2 separate regions of the Mus musculus genome follow, and region 2 is linked to region 1. Evidence: chromatin loops called from intact Hi-C (ENCODE). Cell type or tissue: heart. All regions are shown on one strand.

Region 1 (8,000 bases):
TATAGCTGCCCACAAATTGCCCAGGGTCTTCCCACTAGTGTGGCTCTCTTTGAGTCCCCCACATTCCTGGAAGTAACCCAATGAACTCACCGATTTTCCAAGATGGAATACTTTCTTTGGTCTGTCAGTGTTCTCTTGTTCTGCAGTGAGTAGACATTTCTTTATGTTTCCTTAGGAAAAGTCACATGACAGTCAGAGCTTTATATTGATGTAACAAATACCTTCTAATAACTTACAAGGAAGACAGATTTTGGCCCTTGGTAGATGGGCTCAGTTTCCTATAGGCTTGATTCAGGACAAACACATCATAGAGGTAGGAGCCTATAGGAATTGATAATCACTTCATGGCAGCCAGTAAGGAAACAGAGAAAAAGGAAGGGTGTAGGGACAAGGTACCCCTTGAAGGTACCTTGAATACTTAACAACTCATTTTCACCAACATATTTTTGGCAGCCTCTCAAAAATTCTATCAATTTTTATTTCCATTAGTAGGTTATTTCATTGATGAAGTTAGAACCCTCACTACTGAATTCAACAGTTGGGGAACAAACACAAAAGCCTTCAGCAAGGGGGTAGGGAGCGTGGGTCTACAACAATAACACTAACATTTGCCAGGTTCAGTTATTCTCGTTTTAACTAGTGGATAAATATAAAGCCAAGAGTGTGAGTCTTGTTTTTGCCAGACTAAATGCAAAATGTATTGCACTATATTTGGTTATGAACTTAAAGCTGGGTTGGGCCAGGTGAGTCACTTCTAACTACTTTGTGCTTGGTGATACCCATGCCTTATGATCTCTTTTGAACTCTCAGCTGGGTGCAGTTCCTGTACTCAGAGCAATCTTCCCCCCTTTCATATATGTATTGTTTACAAGCTTTCACATTATAAGACAACAAAAATAAGAAATGAGTTCCACAGATCCTGGTCTTCAGTGTAAAAAGGAGAAAAATGTAAAAAAAAAAAAACAAAAACGAAAAAAACCCTGGAAATTGGAAATTTTAATAGGAACTCACTTTTTTAAATGTGTTTGTAAATTGCTTTACTAGATGAATATTTCCTAGTAAAACATGTGCGTGATGAGCTGCAAGCATCTTGGTTGCACCAGAACTGATGGCAAGAGCACAAAAGACCCGTGGGAAGGTGTATCCACTGGCCAACATGATGACAAATTACATATCAAAAATAATTTATAGGGATTGGAAGCATGGGTCAGTTGTTAAGTGCACTTGTTGCTTTTTTAGTGGACCAGGGTTCAGTTCCCAGTACACATATGGTAGCTCTTAAACATCTATAATTCCAGTTTCAGGGAACCTGATACTCTCCTCTGACCTGGTTCAGTACTGCATAGTGAGTTTGGGGCCATCTTGGGCTGCATGACACCCACATTCAAAACAAAACAGAAAAGTTATATGACAAGAATTGATTCAAACACAGAGAATCCATGAAAAATATAAATTCCCCAATCCATTTGTCTCTTCCAGTACACTCTCCCTTCATCCCCCCACCTCATCCCTCCTGTTCCCATCCCATCCTTCCCCCATCCAGTCCCCTCTTTCCATCCACCCCGATATTTAATCTATTTCTGCTTCTGCGTGAGATTCAAGAGTCCTCCCTTGAGTCCTCCTTATTACTTAGTTTCTTTGGGTCTGTGGATTGTAGCATGGTTATCCTGTACTTTATGCCTAATATCTGCTTATAAGTGAGTATATACCATATTGTCTTTCTGGGTCTGTGTTACCTCACTCAGGATATTTTCCTTTTTGTTTTTTCAATTTTTTTCTTTTATTGGATATTTTCTTTACTTACATCTCAAATGTTATCCCCTTTCCAGGTGTCCCTTCTGGAAACCACGTATCCCTTCCCCCCTCTGCCTGCCTCTATGAGGGTGATCCCCCACCCACTCTTGCCTTGTCACCTTGACATTCCCCTACACTGGTGCATCAACCCCCCTCAGGCCCAAGGGCTGCTCTTCCCATTGATGTCCAACAAGGCCATCCTCTGCCACATATGTGGCTGGAGCCATGGGTCGCTCCATGTGTACTCCTTGGTTGGTGGTCCAGTCCCCAGGAGCTCCAGAGGATCTGACTGGTTGACACTGTTGCTCCCCTCATGGAGCTGCAAACCCTTCAGCTCCTTCAGTCCCTTCAGTCCAATGGTTGGCTGTGAGCATCTGCCTCTATATTTGTCAGGCTCTGACAGAGCCTCTCAGGAGACAGCTATATCAGGTTCCTGTCAGCAAGCACTTCCCGGCATCCTAGATAGCATCCCGGTTTGGCTACTGTATGTGGGATGGATCCCCAGGTGGGGGGGGGGGAACTATACTTTTCTAGTTCTACCCATTTGCCTGCAAATTTCATGATGTCATTGTTCTTAGCAGCTGAGTAATACTCTCTTGTGTAAATGCACCACCTTTTTTTTATCCATTCTTCAATAGCGAGGAAACTCTGGGACCAGCCAGAGACCTAGGACACTGGAATCTATGAGGGTGACTCTAGTTAAGACTCCTAGCAATGGAAGACATGGAGACTGAACTGGCCATGTCCTGTAACCAGGCAAGACTTTCAATGGAGGGATTGGGACTCAACTTGCCCACAAAACCTTAGACCCATAATTTGTCCTGCCTACAAGATGTGCAGAGGTAAAAAAGATGGAGCAGAATTTGAGGGAAGGGACAACCAGTGACTGCTTGAGACTCATGCCATGAGACACTGTTAATGATATATCTGCTGTACTTGCAGACAGGAGCCTAGCATAACCTTCATCAGAGAGGCATCATCCAGCAACTGATGGAAACAGGTGCAGAGACCTTCAGCCCAACATAAAGTGGAGCTTGGGCAATCCTGTGTAAGATGGGAAGGAAGGATTGAAGGAGCCAACTAACCTGTGCTCATAAGGGCTCACAGAGTCTGATCCACCAACCAGACAGCATGCATGGGATTGACCTAGGTACTCTGCATATATGTAACAAATGTGCAACGTAGTCTTTATGTGGAACTTGTAACAACTGGAACAGGGGCTTTCTCTGACTCTGTTACCAGCCTTTGGAATCATTTTCCACTACTGGGCTGCCTTGTTTAGCCTCAATTGGAGAAGATGTGCCTAGTCTACTGCAATTTGATATGCCAAGGCTGGTTGATATAGACATGGTGTACTGGCTAGTTTTGTGTCAACTTGACACAGCTGGAGTTATCATAGGGAAAGGAGCTTCAGTTGAGGAAATGCCTCCATGAGATCCAACTGTAAGGCATTTCCTCAATTAGTGATCAAAGGGGAAAGGCCCCTTGTGGGTGGAACCATCCCTGGGCTGGTAGTCTTGGTTCTATAAGAGAGCAGGCTGAGCAAGCCAGTGGAGGCAAGCCAGTAAAGAACATCCCTCCATGGCTTCTTCATCAGCTCCTGCTTCCTGACCTGCTTGAGTTCCAGTCCTGACTTCCTTTGGTGATGAACGGCAATGTGGAAAATGTAAGCTGAATAAACCCTTTCCTCCCCAACCTGCTCATGATATTTGTGCAGGAATAGAAACCCTGACTAAGACACATGGTATACCTCCCTTTTTCTGAGGAGTAGAAAGGGTAGATTAGGGTGAGGGAAAGTGAGAGTAAGTGACTGGGAGGAGAAGGGGGAGGGAAAGCTACAATCAGGGTGGAAAATAAATAAATAACTTAGTAATAATAACAATAATAATAATAATAAATCTATAAAAAAATAAATAACCCACGAACTCAAGAAGAACACAGTGAATCACTGAGAACATTAAAAGCCATTGCTGCCAACCATTGGACTGAGCGTGGGGTCCCCAATAGGGTCACCAAGGGAGGAGTTAGAGAAAGGACTGAAGGAGCTGAAGGGGTTTGCAACCCCATAGGAGGAACAACAATATCAACCAACCAGATCCCCCAGAGCTCCCTGGGACTAAACCACCAACCAAAGAAAACACATGGTGGGACTCATGGCTCTAGCTGCTTATGTAGCAGAGGATGGCCTTGTCGGGCATCAGTGGGAGGAGAGGCCCTTGGTCCTGTGAAGGCTCTGTGCCCCAGTGTAGGGGAATGCGAAGGTGGGGAGGCGGGAGTGGGTGGGTGGGGGAACACCCTCATAGAATCAGGGGGAGGGGGATGGTATGGGAGTTTGGGGGGCAGGAAAAGGGATAACATTTGAAATGTAAATAAAGAAAATATCCAATTTAAAATAGGGGGGGGGGAGAACCATTGCTGGAGATCTTCTGCTTGTCACTGCTTAGACTGCTTACTTTGTGGGCTTTTTTCTCCTTTGTGCAAATGCAGCCTCCCCCCCCCCTTTTATTTTGCATTTGTTCTCGCTGTTGATACTTGAATATTCTTGGTCTCCTAGATGCCAGCTTAGCACAGGTACGCCCTGGGGAACTCAATAGATCTGCGGCTTCCTCGGTTCTCAGGCGCCCTCTTCTGGTCCCAGCACCTCTTTGGGCTTCCGTACCCATGGCCACCCAGTTTCGTTTTCTTTCCCTTTTGCTCCTCTGAGCCTTCTGACTGGACCTGAGCTCATCTGCACGCTGGTGTTTTCAAGCACAGTTGGGCAATGTCTTGCTGTACTGGATCACAGTACATTCTGGGATCGCTGAGATCCTTAGCACCTCCTACTGCCTTGTCACACCCTAGTGGCATGAAGTGGTTGTTTTTTCTGGTTTCCTGAACTCTGCATTCTGATCTGGAGTTTGCCAGTTGTCTGCGTCCTGGGTTCTTGAAAATTGTAAATTATTGGGCAGTTGCAGAGAGAGAATCTTTTTTTGTTTTGTTTTGTTTTTTTTCTTTTTGTTGTTCTTGTTGTTGTTGTTTGACACAGGGTTTCTCTGTGTAGCCCTGGCTGTCCTGTAACTCACTCTGTAGACCAGGCTGGCCTCGAACTCAGAAATCTGTCTACCTCTGCCTCCCGAGTGCTAGGATAAAAGGCACGGGCCACCAACGGGCTCATTTGTTTTCTCCTCGTATTTTTTTATGCTTTTAGAAGAATATGAGACGTTAGGATTTTTGTTGTATTCCTTCTGTTTCCTGAACCCAGAAATCTCATTGCCTTTTTTTTTCTTTTTTTTTCCTCATTGCTTTTTTAGTTTTAAAAAATAAAAGGAGTCTAGGTTCATCTTTAATCACAGCACTCACAAGGGAGAAGCAGGTAGATCTCTGTGAGTTCCAGGTCAGCCTGATCTGCACAGAGTTCTAGGATAGCCAGGGATATGCAGTGAGACCTGTTTTTGATTAACTAAAAAGGATATGGGATACTAGAGGTATGGATCAGTGGGTAAAGTGCTCGCTGTGTATAAGTCCCTGAGTTCACAGCACCCATCTGGAGTAGTGGCACATGCATGTAAAACTCCATATGAAAAGAGGGCTCTAGGTTCAGTGAGAGGCTTCTACCTTAAAAAAAAAATAAGGTAAAGTGGCTGGAGAGATGGTTTAGTGGTTAAGAGAACTGCCTATTTTTCCATAAGACATGGGTTTGATTTCCAGTACCCACATGATGGCTCACAACCATCTATAACTCTAGTCATTGCCCTCTTCTGGCCTCTGCTAAGCACACACGTGGTTCACAGACATATATGTAGGCAAAACACACATACACATAAAAAACTAACAATAAAAATATTTTAAAAATAAAGTGGAGTGTGATAGAGAAAGATACCTAAATTCAATCTGGATTCCACAAGCACATGTGCAGGGGAACTTATAACACACATGTTCACACACATGCATACACAAAATTAAAATTAACAATAATCTTAACACTTAATAGGCTAAGGAGGAAGGATTGCCACTAATTTCAAGCAAGTCTAGGGTACAGAGTGAGACCCTGTTTCAAATTAACAATATCCCAAGTTCAGAGATTACTGGCATATGCCACCACACATAATTTGACTGTTTCAAATAGCTGCTTTTTTTTTTTTTAATCAAAAGCCAAGATTTCCCCAGGAATTGGTATGGCACATCTTTGGCAGTGCTTGAGATGAGTCAATCCAGACTGGCCCAGTTCCCCTACAGACCTAAGCTCAATTGAAAACATATTATAGTTTGACTGAATAAAAGCCAAGATTAATATGTTTATAACTCAAATTCCTGCATCCAAAGGTGATTGTGGGCTGGATATGTGCTTCAGTGATAGAGCACTTGCCTATTGTGTATAAGGCCATGGGTTAGATCCCCAGTGCTGTGGATTTCTGAGGCTCAGCCTATTTGTCTAAATTGCAACCACAGTCATTGTCTCCAGACTCTAGCTTTTCTTTTCTTTTCTTTTCTTTTCTTTTCTTTTCTTTTCTTTTCTTTTCTTTTCCTTTTACTGGATATTTTTAAATTTACATTTCAAATGTTATCCCCTTTCCTGATTCCGCCCCCCCCCAGAAACCCACTATCCTGTCCCCCTCCTCCGGCTTCTATGAGGGTGTCTCCCCATCCACCCACCATTCCCACCTCCCCACCCTCGCATGCCACTATACTAAGGTATCAAGCCTTCACAGGACCAAGGGCCTTTTCTCCCATTGATGCCAGATAAGGCCATCCTCTGCTAAGACTTTTCTTTTCTTTTCTTTTTTACTAGTATATATATTGACATGCAAAATAATAGCCTTCTTGATGGCATTACAAATTGTCTATCACACACATTGAACATATTCACCCCTTATTACTCTCTTGTACCCTATAAACTAGTCCTAGTCATCTCCCCAAATAGTCTATCCACTTTCAAGTCTCATATAAGTTTTTAAATGTGGGTTCTATACATGAAGAAAATTACATATTTATCTTTGCAAGTCTGACTTATTTCACTTAACATATTTATCTTCAGTTGTATTCATTTTCCTTCAAATGACATAATTTCATTTTTTATGGCTAAATAAACACTGCATTTGGGAATACATACCACATTTTCTTTATTATTCCTGTGCTAATGGACACTTCGGTTCATTCTGTAACTTGGCTATTGAAAGCAAAGTCACTGTTGCTGAACATGGTAATGCACAAATTTAATCCCAGCACTATAGAGACAGAGGCAAGCAGGTCTTTGTGAGTTTCAGGTCAGCCTGGTTCACATAGTTTCAGGCCAGGCAAAATGCTTGAATGTGCTCAACAAGCAAGAGAACAAACTTGTAAACATAGACGTGTGGGTATCTTTGCGGTGTGCTGGGAAAGACTACATTGTGAGACTCCTCCATTGCCATAGTGACAGCCCTAGGTATTGGTATAGACACAAAGGATTCCAGCACACCACAAAGATGCCCATATGTCTGGAATGTCAACAGTGCTATTCATTTTTGTATTATTATTGTTGTTGTTGTTAGTAGTAGTAGTATGAATATGATGCATGTGTGAATGCATACATGCACAGTATGCATGTGGCAGGGTCAGAGGGCATCTTTGGTTCTTACCTTCCACCTTTTATGTCAATTCTAGAGAGCAAATTCATATTATCAGGCTTTTATGGCAAGCACTTTATTTGTTGATCCATCTTGCTGACCTATTATATTCATTTTGGCACTGCTTTGTGGGGAACCAGTATCAGGAAATTGCCACGGTCAGGTATTTAATATCTCAGTTGCCAGGTGCCCCAGAAAATGAAAAAATCCTGGCGCTGGCAGTGTACAGACTCACAATATATTATCACAACCTATAGGGACAGTAGGGTGATAATTGAGTAAGAATTAGATCCTCTAGAAAGTGAAACTTTAGCCTTTGTTTATAGTTTGATACCCCATTTATTATAAGTGGCCACAGTTCATATATTTATACACATACATATATGGGTATATATATATATACATACATATGTATATGTGTATGCATGTCCAGGTTTTTCAGGCATCTCTGTTGACAGAACTGAGGTGCTGTGAGTTCCTTGTATAGTAAAAATAAAAACCTCTGGGTTTGGGTAGATATCTGGTATTGAAAAGATATTGGGGTGGAAGATATGGCTCAGTATTTATGGCTCAGAGCACTGTCTGCTCTCTACCTAAATTCAATTTCCAGCACCCACATGACAG
Region 2 (8,000 bases), 98 kb before region 1:
CTTCCTGTTCAGGGTTTTGAGTTTAGTCACTGGAAGAGTGTTGCCATCAGTGTACCCATGTAGCCTACAACCCTCAACAGGAGTCTTGTTTTTGTTCAATTTGATGCTTTCAAGAGACCACTGTTGCTTTTATCAATAATTTTCCCTTTCGATGCTGTACAATAATTCACATTTGGGTGAACCACAGTTTGAGCAGTTAAAGGGCCAGAGTTTTGTTTTTCAATTTTTTTGGAGACAAGATATCAACTATCCAAGTCTGGTCTGGAACTCACTATAGAGTTGAATATGGTCGTGAACATCTGACCCTTCTTCATCCACTTCTGGAGTGCTGGAATTATAGGCATTTGCCCTGCCACCATGCCCAATTTATGCAGGGCCAGGGATTGAGCTCAGGGTTTCATGCATGTTAGGCAAGTACTCTATTAACTAAAACTACATCCTTAAACCTTCATTTCAACTTTTTTTTTTTTTCGAGACAGGGTTTCTCTGTGTAGCCCTGGCTGTCCTGGAACTTACTCTGTAGACCAGGCTGGCTTCGAACTCAGAAATCCACCTGTCTCTGCCTCTCGAGTGCTGGGATTAAAGGTGTGCGCCACCATGCCCGGTTCATTTCAACTTTTAAACTACACAAGAATTCAGGGTTAAACATTCACCTATATGTTTTTGCAGAGTCATAGTTCCATTTCTTCCTTATAGTGGTTGCTAGTTCATGTGGGAGTGGATGTGTGAGTCTAGTGGAAATTATCAAGCTGCCTTCCAGCATGCATATTTTTAGAGCAAGTCATTGAAAAAATTGCCAGAAAAAAAGTATTTTAAACAAGACTGTGTTTTCTCTATCTTCTGTTTTTGCTTGGGATCACCAACATAGTATTCACACAGCTTTGAAGCAACACAGATGCCAATTCATTTTTGTTGTGATCCTCCTATACAGCAATAAATCATTGAGGTCCTCCATGTCTACAGAAACCAGCTAGTTCATTTTCCTCTGGTTTTACCACATTTGGTAGAATAACTATTATAATTTATAATCCCCAGTTAATATTTCCAAAATTACTTATTTTATCGCGACTTATTTATTTTCTGCAACTAACAGCCTTGAAGGTGTGTACATCTCTCTGGGATAATTATCTCTAAGCAGAATTAACAGGGCAAACCTGTATATTTTGTTACATGCCTGTAATCTCAGTCCTCAAAATGTAAAAGTTGGAGGATCAAGAGTTCAAACTCACCCTGAGTTTTAGGCTAACCTGGGTTCTGAGATCCTATCTCAAAAACCAAATAATATGGGCTAGAGTTGATGATGGCTCAGTGGTTAAGAATATATACTGATCTTTCAGAAAACCAGGGCTTGGTTCTCAGCACCTACATAGAAGCTCCAAACTGCCTGTAACTTGAGTTTCCAGGGAACTGGCCTGTGTGATAGTTTGAATGGAAATGTATTCTGGCAGTCAGGAGCCAAGGGATACCACAAAGTCATACCACACAACAAACGTCACATAATAGATTTATTGAGAAACACACAGGGAGGAGGGTGGTGCCCCTGTGCAGGCAAGAAGCAGCAAGGAGGCAGGCTTTATATAGGATGTGTTTTGTGTTTGGGGGAGGGGGCTTTCCATGGTGGCTTTGGATTGGAGGGATTTTGTGGCTTGATCCTAGGGCAAGCTCAGGGACTGGTGAAATTTTGTGTCCTGGTCTTGAGCTTTTTTCTGTAGGATGGGGCCTGGCCACTCAAGAGTTTTGAGGGGCTTACATAGACACCCTCTTTTGGTGCACATAGTGGTGTTTATATGCAGCCAAAACACTCATACACATAAAATACAAACAAATCTTTCAAAAAAGTTTTAGATTTATTTATTTTAAATGTAAGGGTGTCGTGCCTGCATGCATGTACATGCCCAAGACCAGAAGAGGATGTTAGATCCACTGGAGTTACAAGTGGTTATAAGCCACCATGTGGGTGCTGGGATCCAAATCCTGGTCCTCTGAAAGAGTAGTACATGCTCTTAACCACTGAACCATCTCCAGCTATCCTTTGCCAGATAAATCTAAAACAAAACAAAACAGCAACACCACCAAACAAATCCCAGATGCAAAAAATGTTAAGCCAGGCGTGGTGACACACTCCTTTAAATCTAGCACTCATGAGGTAGTGACAAACAGATTTCTGTGATTTCGAGGATAGTTTGATCTACATAGTGAGTTCCAGTCTAGTTGGAGCTACATAGCAAGACTGTGTGTCAAAACATAAAGAAATGTACAACAAATAAAAATATACAAAATCCTGAGTGCTGGGATTAAAGGCATGCACCACCACACCCGGCTGTGTTATACGTTCTTAATGCTGCCTCAGCAACAGGGGAGAAGTTCTCTTGCTGTTGTCCAATTTTCTAGCTTTAATGCTTTAAACCACAGTTGTTTGGTTTTGTATTCTTCTCCTCCATGCTGAGCACGACTTCCTCTTCAATCAATCGACTATTTGAGCTTCTGGATCTGGGAAAGAAGAAATAACAAGAAGAAATTAGATATCCTGACATTGAAGATCAAACTTGCCTCCTTAATCAGCAAGAAGTAGTGTAATGATAATTTTGACCTCCCTTTCCAATCCCTGATTTTGTTCAGGGATCTCTTTCCTTTCCTCTCTATTTTTTCTCTTTTTTTCTACTGCGAGGGGTTGAAAGGATAGATGAAAAAAAGAACCCACAAAGTAGTAAAAGTCCAATCACAGGTAGCTCAAAAAGCAAGATTGGAGCTGTCATATTTCTGAGAGCATAATTCTCAGAGACTTAGTAATATGATCAACAGTAATGAATAAATATTTGACTTGTGCTAGGCTGTTCCAAGTACTTCACTAGGACCCAATCTGTTCTTCCGTCAGCAGCACCCACCCACACTGTTAGTGCTAATGTTGACCCTTTTTTTCCTCGGGGAAGACATAAGGGAAACAGTATGCGGAAGGGTTAAATAGCTTGTTCCAAATTGCAAGCTGGCACATGCCAGAGACAGAGTGTGATTCAAAGAATCTGGCCTCTGGGGCTGGACCCTGGGCTCTCCTTGCCTCCGAATTTCCCCACCTACCCTTCTTGCCTCCCTTTCTCTCTCTGAGGTTCCTATATGAGCAGGCTTGCTTTGGAAGGAGTCACTGAGGAGTCTGTCCATCAGATGGAAAATAGAGGAGGGTAAAAAGAGAAGCATCAAAAAAAAAAAAAAAGAGAGAAGCATCCTTTTTTTCTTGCTTCATCAGGATGACTTCACAAATCAAAATGGACATCTTCCTTGAATTCCCATGAGCCCAGAGAGCAGTTCTCATTGATGTTTACAGATTCTGATGCAAAGCCACACCAATTCCTCGAAATATTCAATGGTTTCTAAGGCATAGAAAAATAAAGATTTAAGGGCTGGGCATCTAACTTGGTGTTAGATTGCTTGCCTAGCACATGCAAGGTCCTGGGGTCCATCCCAGTACTGAAAAAAAAAAAAAAACCAGAAAACCAAGCATGTTATATCAGTACTTGGCAGGCAGAAGCAAGGACATTGTTGGAAATTATAGGCCATCTTCATCTACATAGTAAGTTCCAGATCAACCAAGGCTATATAGCAAGACCCTGTCTCAAAAACAAAACAAAAACAAAAAACAAAAAAACAGTTGGCCTTAAACTTATAATTGTCTGGTCTCAGCCTTATGGTTGCTAGAATTAGTACCACAGTTCTGTACCTGGGTTCTGGATATGAGTATTTCTATAACTTGTTGCTTGTCTTTTTCAACTAGATTGAGACACAAATTTGGTATCATTTCTGGCTTCCTGAATCCTAAGGCCACAAGTTTTCTCACTGGCAGAAAAAGATGTTATAGTACCAGTAGAACAAAAGTTACATGGTTTCCCATCATAAGACTGGTCACTCCTAGTTTCTTTTTTCTGTGGTGCATGTGTTGTGTTCTGCTCCGAGACCCTAATAGTATTGGAGATCTGAGTATTGAAAGGAACTGTTCTCCATCTCAACTCCACTGTAAAACCCAGCTGCACTGCATAGCTGTCAGCACCATCACAGAACTAGGCTCCTAGGTGCTCAGTTAGCAGAAACAGTGCTAGTATATCTGGGAGCACACAACTGTGAGGCAACTGTGAGGTCAAGGTGCTAACCTTCACTCATGCCCAGTGCATTTCCAGACCCCTGGAGCTGATTGGCTGTGACCAAGTGGGTGACAGTACAAAACCCAATGATGAAACGCTAGCCTGCATGTGAATTGGAGGGTATTGCGGGTAGGCACAGGCAGGCCCAACATACCAGCAGAGTCAAATGGTGGGTAGAGAGCATCCAAGCTTCTGGTTCTATTTGCCTGCTGTTTGGTATTTCGGCTAATGTCATCCTTATTTGGTCCTGGGAGCCTCTTGCATTCCTGGCATCTGGGACTTCCTAGTGGTTCCCCCAAGTTCCCCAACCCCTACTGCTACTTATTTCCAGTTGTTCTTCTGGCCTTCTAGTCTCTCGTCTCTTCCCATACCTGATTCTGCCCACCCTTTTCCCTCCTCCTCCCCTCTCCCACCTAGATCCCTCCCTCTCTCCATCTGTCTCCCATGATTATTTTGTTCCCCCTTCTAAGTGGGTTTGAAGCATCCACACATTCACCTTCCTTCTTGTTAAGCGTCATATGGTCTTTGAGTTATATCATGGGTATTCTGAGCTTTTGGGCTAATATCTACTTATCACTGAGTACATAGCAAGTGTGTCCTTTTGGGTCTTGGTTACCTCACTCAGGATGATATTTTCTAGTTCCATCCATTTGCTTGCAAAACTCAGGATGTCCTCATTGTCTACAAAGTTCTTGAAGTCGTTTAAAATAGCTGAGCAGTATTTCATTGTGTAAATTACCACATTTTCTGTATCCATTCTTCCATTGAGGAACATCTGTTTTTTTTCCAGCTTCTGGCCATTATAAATAAGGCTGCTATTAACATAGTGGAGCACATGTCCTTGTTATGTGTTAGAGTATATTTTGGGTATATGCTCACGAGTTTTATAACTGGGTCTTCAGGTAGAGCTAGTCCCAATTTTCTGAGGAACCACCAGATTGATTTCCAAAGTGGTTGTATCAAGCTTGCAATTCTACCAGCAATGAAGGAGTGTTCCGCTTTCTCTGCATCCTTGCCAGCATCTGCTGTCACCTGAGTTTTTTATCTTAACCATTCTCATTGGTGTGAGGTGGAATCTCAGGGTTGTTTTGATTTGTTTCCCTGATGACTAAGGACTTAGAACATTTCTTTAGGTGTTTTCCAGCCATTCAAGACTCATCAGTTGAGAATTCTTTGTTTAGCTCTGTACCCCATTTGAGGTTATTTGGTTTTCTGGAGTCTAACTTTTTGGGTTCTTTATATATTTTGGATATTAGCCCTCTATCAGATGTAGGATTGGTAATGATCTTTTCCCAATCTGTAGGTTGCCATTTTGTCCTATTGACATTGTCCTTTGCCCTACAGAAGCTTTTCAATTTCAAGAGGTCCCATTTGTTAATTGTTGATCTTAGAGCCTACGCCATTCGTGTTCTGTTCTGGAAAATTTTCCCTGTGTCGATGTGTTCAGGACTCTTTCCCATCTTCTCTTCTATTAGATTTGTTGTATATGTGGGGAAGTAGACCATGAAAGGTTTCCTGGTCCTTAGCTGAACTAAGGCTAGAAGCCCTGGAGACAGTAGGAGCTTTGTCTGCTCCCAGGCACCAGGCTCCTGTCACTAGCCGCAGGCCCCCATAGATTTCTGGCCATCAGTCACATAAGGGCAATGCTCCAAGCCCTCCACATGTAGATGAGGAAAAGGACATGACCTGAGGTCGTAGGCTCAAGACAGAGATTGCCATGCTAATGAGGTACCTAGAGGCCTGGAGGGCTTAGCCAATAAGCTTTCCTTCCCAGACACTCCTCCCTGCAAAAGGTATTTAGTCTCAGGCCCACCCTGAGAAGTGGGGTATGGTTTTACACATCCACTTTCCATGGCAATAAATGATTTGGAACCACAGAGTGTCTCTATTCATCGGGATCTGTGGTGGGGAGCCATGGAGAAAGCCTTTGTTTACAGAGCTGCTGTCTAATCTCCTGAAGAAGGCCTCTCTGCACTCCTAGCCACAACCACCACCAAGCCCAAACCGCAGCCCACTGAGCCAAGGACAACCACAGTGGGACCAGATGGAGCTCACTTCTCCCACCCCTCTCCGGTCACCAACCCCAGGCTAGATCCAGCCTTCGTGCCCAGATTCTGTTCTCAGCTCTTCCTCAACTTCTAGCAGCACCCGGGTGTCCAAGAGTCTGGGAACTTCATGGCCCCAGCCTTTTCGCAGGCCAGGTAACCCCTGAACCAGCTCCAACTGTCCCTTGCCTCAGACTGCACTTCCCCAATCTCTGAAAGGTGTCCGGGTGCTTCGCTACAGCCCACAACTGCCCCCACCGCCAGTGGTGTGGGGTAAATGCAATCAAATTTCCTGCCACCTTCCCGAGCGACCATGCCCTGTGGCAGAGCAAACACGGGACCTACAACCCTACATGTATCTGATTTTATGTGGAGTTCCTTGATCCACTTAGATTTGAGCTTTGTACAGGAGATAAAAATGGACCAATTTTCATTCTTCTACATGCTGACCTCCAGTTAAACCAGCACCATTTGTTGAAAATGCTGTCTTTTTTTCCACTGGATGGTTTTGGCTTCTTTGTCAAAGATCAAGTGACCAAGGTGTGTGGGTTCATTTCTGGGACTTCAATTCTATTCCACTGATCTACTTGCCTGTCTCTGTACCAATATCATGCAGTTTTTATCCCTATTGCTCTGTAGTACTGGTTGAGGTCAGGGATGGTGATTCCCCCGGAAGTTATTTTATTGTTGAGAATTGTTTTCCCTATCCTGTTTTTTTTTTTCCATATGAAGTTGAGAATTGCTCTTTCTATGTGAAGAATTGAGTTGGAATTTGATGGGGTTTGCATTGAATCTGTAGATTGCTTTTGTTAAGATGGCCATTTTTACTATATTAATTCTATCGATCCATGAGCATGGGAGATCTTCCCATCTCCTGAGGTCTTCTGAAGAGACTACCTCCTATAGATAGACATGCCAGTGGAGGGATGTGGCCACCCACACATCTCAATTTTAATCCAGAATTGTCCCTGTCTAAAAGAAATGCAGGGGCAAAAATGGTGTAGAGGCTGAAGGAAAGGCCATCCAGAGACTGCCCCACCGTGTGATCCATTCCCAAACCCCGACACTATTGCTGATGCCAAGATGTGCTTTCAAACAGGAGCCTGGTATGGCTGTCCTTTGACAGCCTCTGCCAGTACCTAAGATAGATGCAGATGCTCATGACAACCACCAGACTGAGCCTGGGAAACCCAATGGAAGAGTTAGGGGAAGAGTTGAAGGAGCTGAAGGAGATTGCAACCCCATAGGACAAACAACAATATCAATTAATCAGACCACTCAGAGCTCCCAGGGACTAAACCACCAACCAAAGCGTGTACATGGGCTGGTCCATGGCTCCCACTACATATGTAGCAGAGGACTGCCTCATGTGGCATCAGTAGAAGGGGATGTGCTTGGACCTGTGGAGGCTTGATGCCCCAGAAAAAGAGGATGCTAGAGCGGGGAGGGAGGAGTGAGTGGGTGGAGGAGCTTCCTCTTAGAGGCAAAGGAGAGGGGATGGAGTAGGAGGTTTATGGAGGGGAGACTAGGAAGGGAATAACATTTGAAAGAGAGTTCGAGCATCTGAGCAATGACCTGGAGAATGGAGGGGCCGGGGAGCAGACAGGGCTGCAGAGGAGGAGGCCTAGCAAATGAGAGGAAAAGCAAAACAGAGTCGCTGCTACCCCAATATGGTCAATTTCAGGAAAGTGGCAAGTGTGAGGATCAACTGAGGAGGTGGGACAACTGGGATATGGCTGGAGCTGAGGGGAAGCAGGAACTCAGCAGGATGGGCAGGGGCAGACCCAAATAGAGGTGTTTTAGTTTTGTAAAATATGACCACATG

Evidence for each region. A loop is a pair of places that touch in the nucleus more often than their neighbours do. Peaks named below come from ENCODE experiments on the same cell type or tissue, not always from the same donor. Only the 100,000 strongest peaks of a DNase experiment are listed, where the experiment ranks them.
Region 2: it touches region 1 in a loop (2.5-fold over the local background); 4 of 42 quality-filtered maps call a loop at or near these places.

What each region holds. Positions count from the first base shown.
Region 1 is chrX:74,112,225-74,120,224 of GRCm38, reverse strand. No RefSeq gene overlaps it. Among named protein-coding and RNA genes, the nearest start is that of Opn1mw, 11 kb to the left of the region's middle. In heart, a CTCF peak has its summit at 4,428 (motif pointing left); a DNase peak (open chromatin) is centred at 4,484; H3K4me3 peaks cover 402 bases; H3K27ac peaks cover 294 bases.
Region 2 is chrX:74,210,252-74,218,251 of GRCm38, reverse strand. No RefSeq gene overlaps it. Among named protein-coding and RNA genes, the nearest start is that of Flna, 32 kb to the left of the region's middle. In heart, no CTCF peak of the experiment used is centred here; no DNase peak of the experiment used is centred here.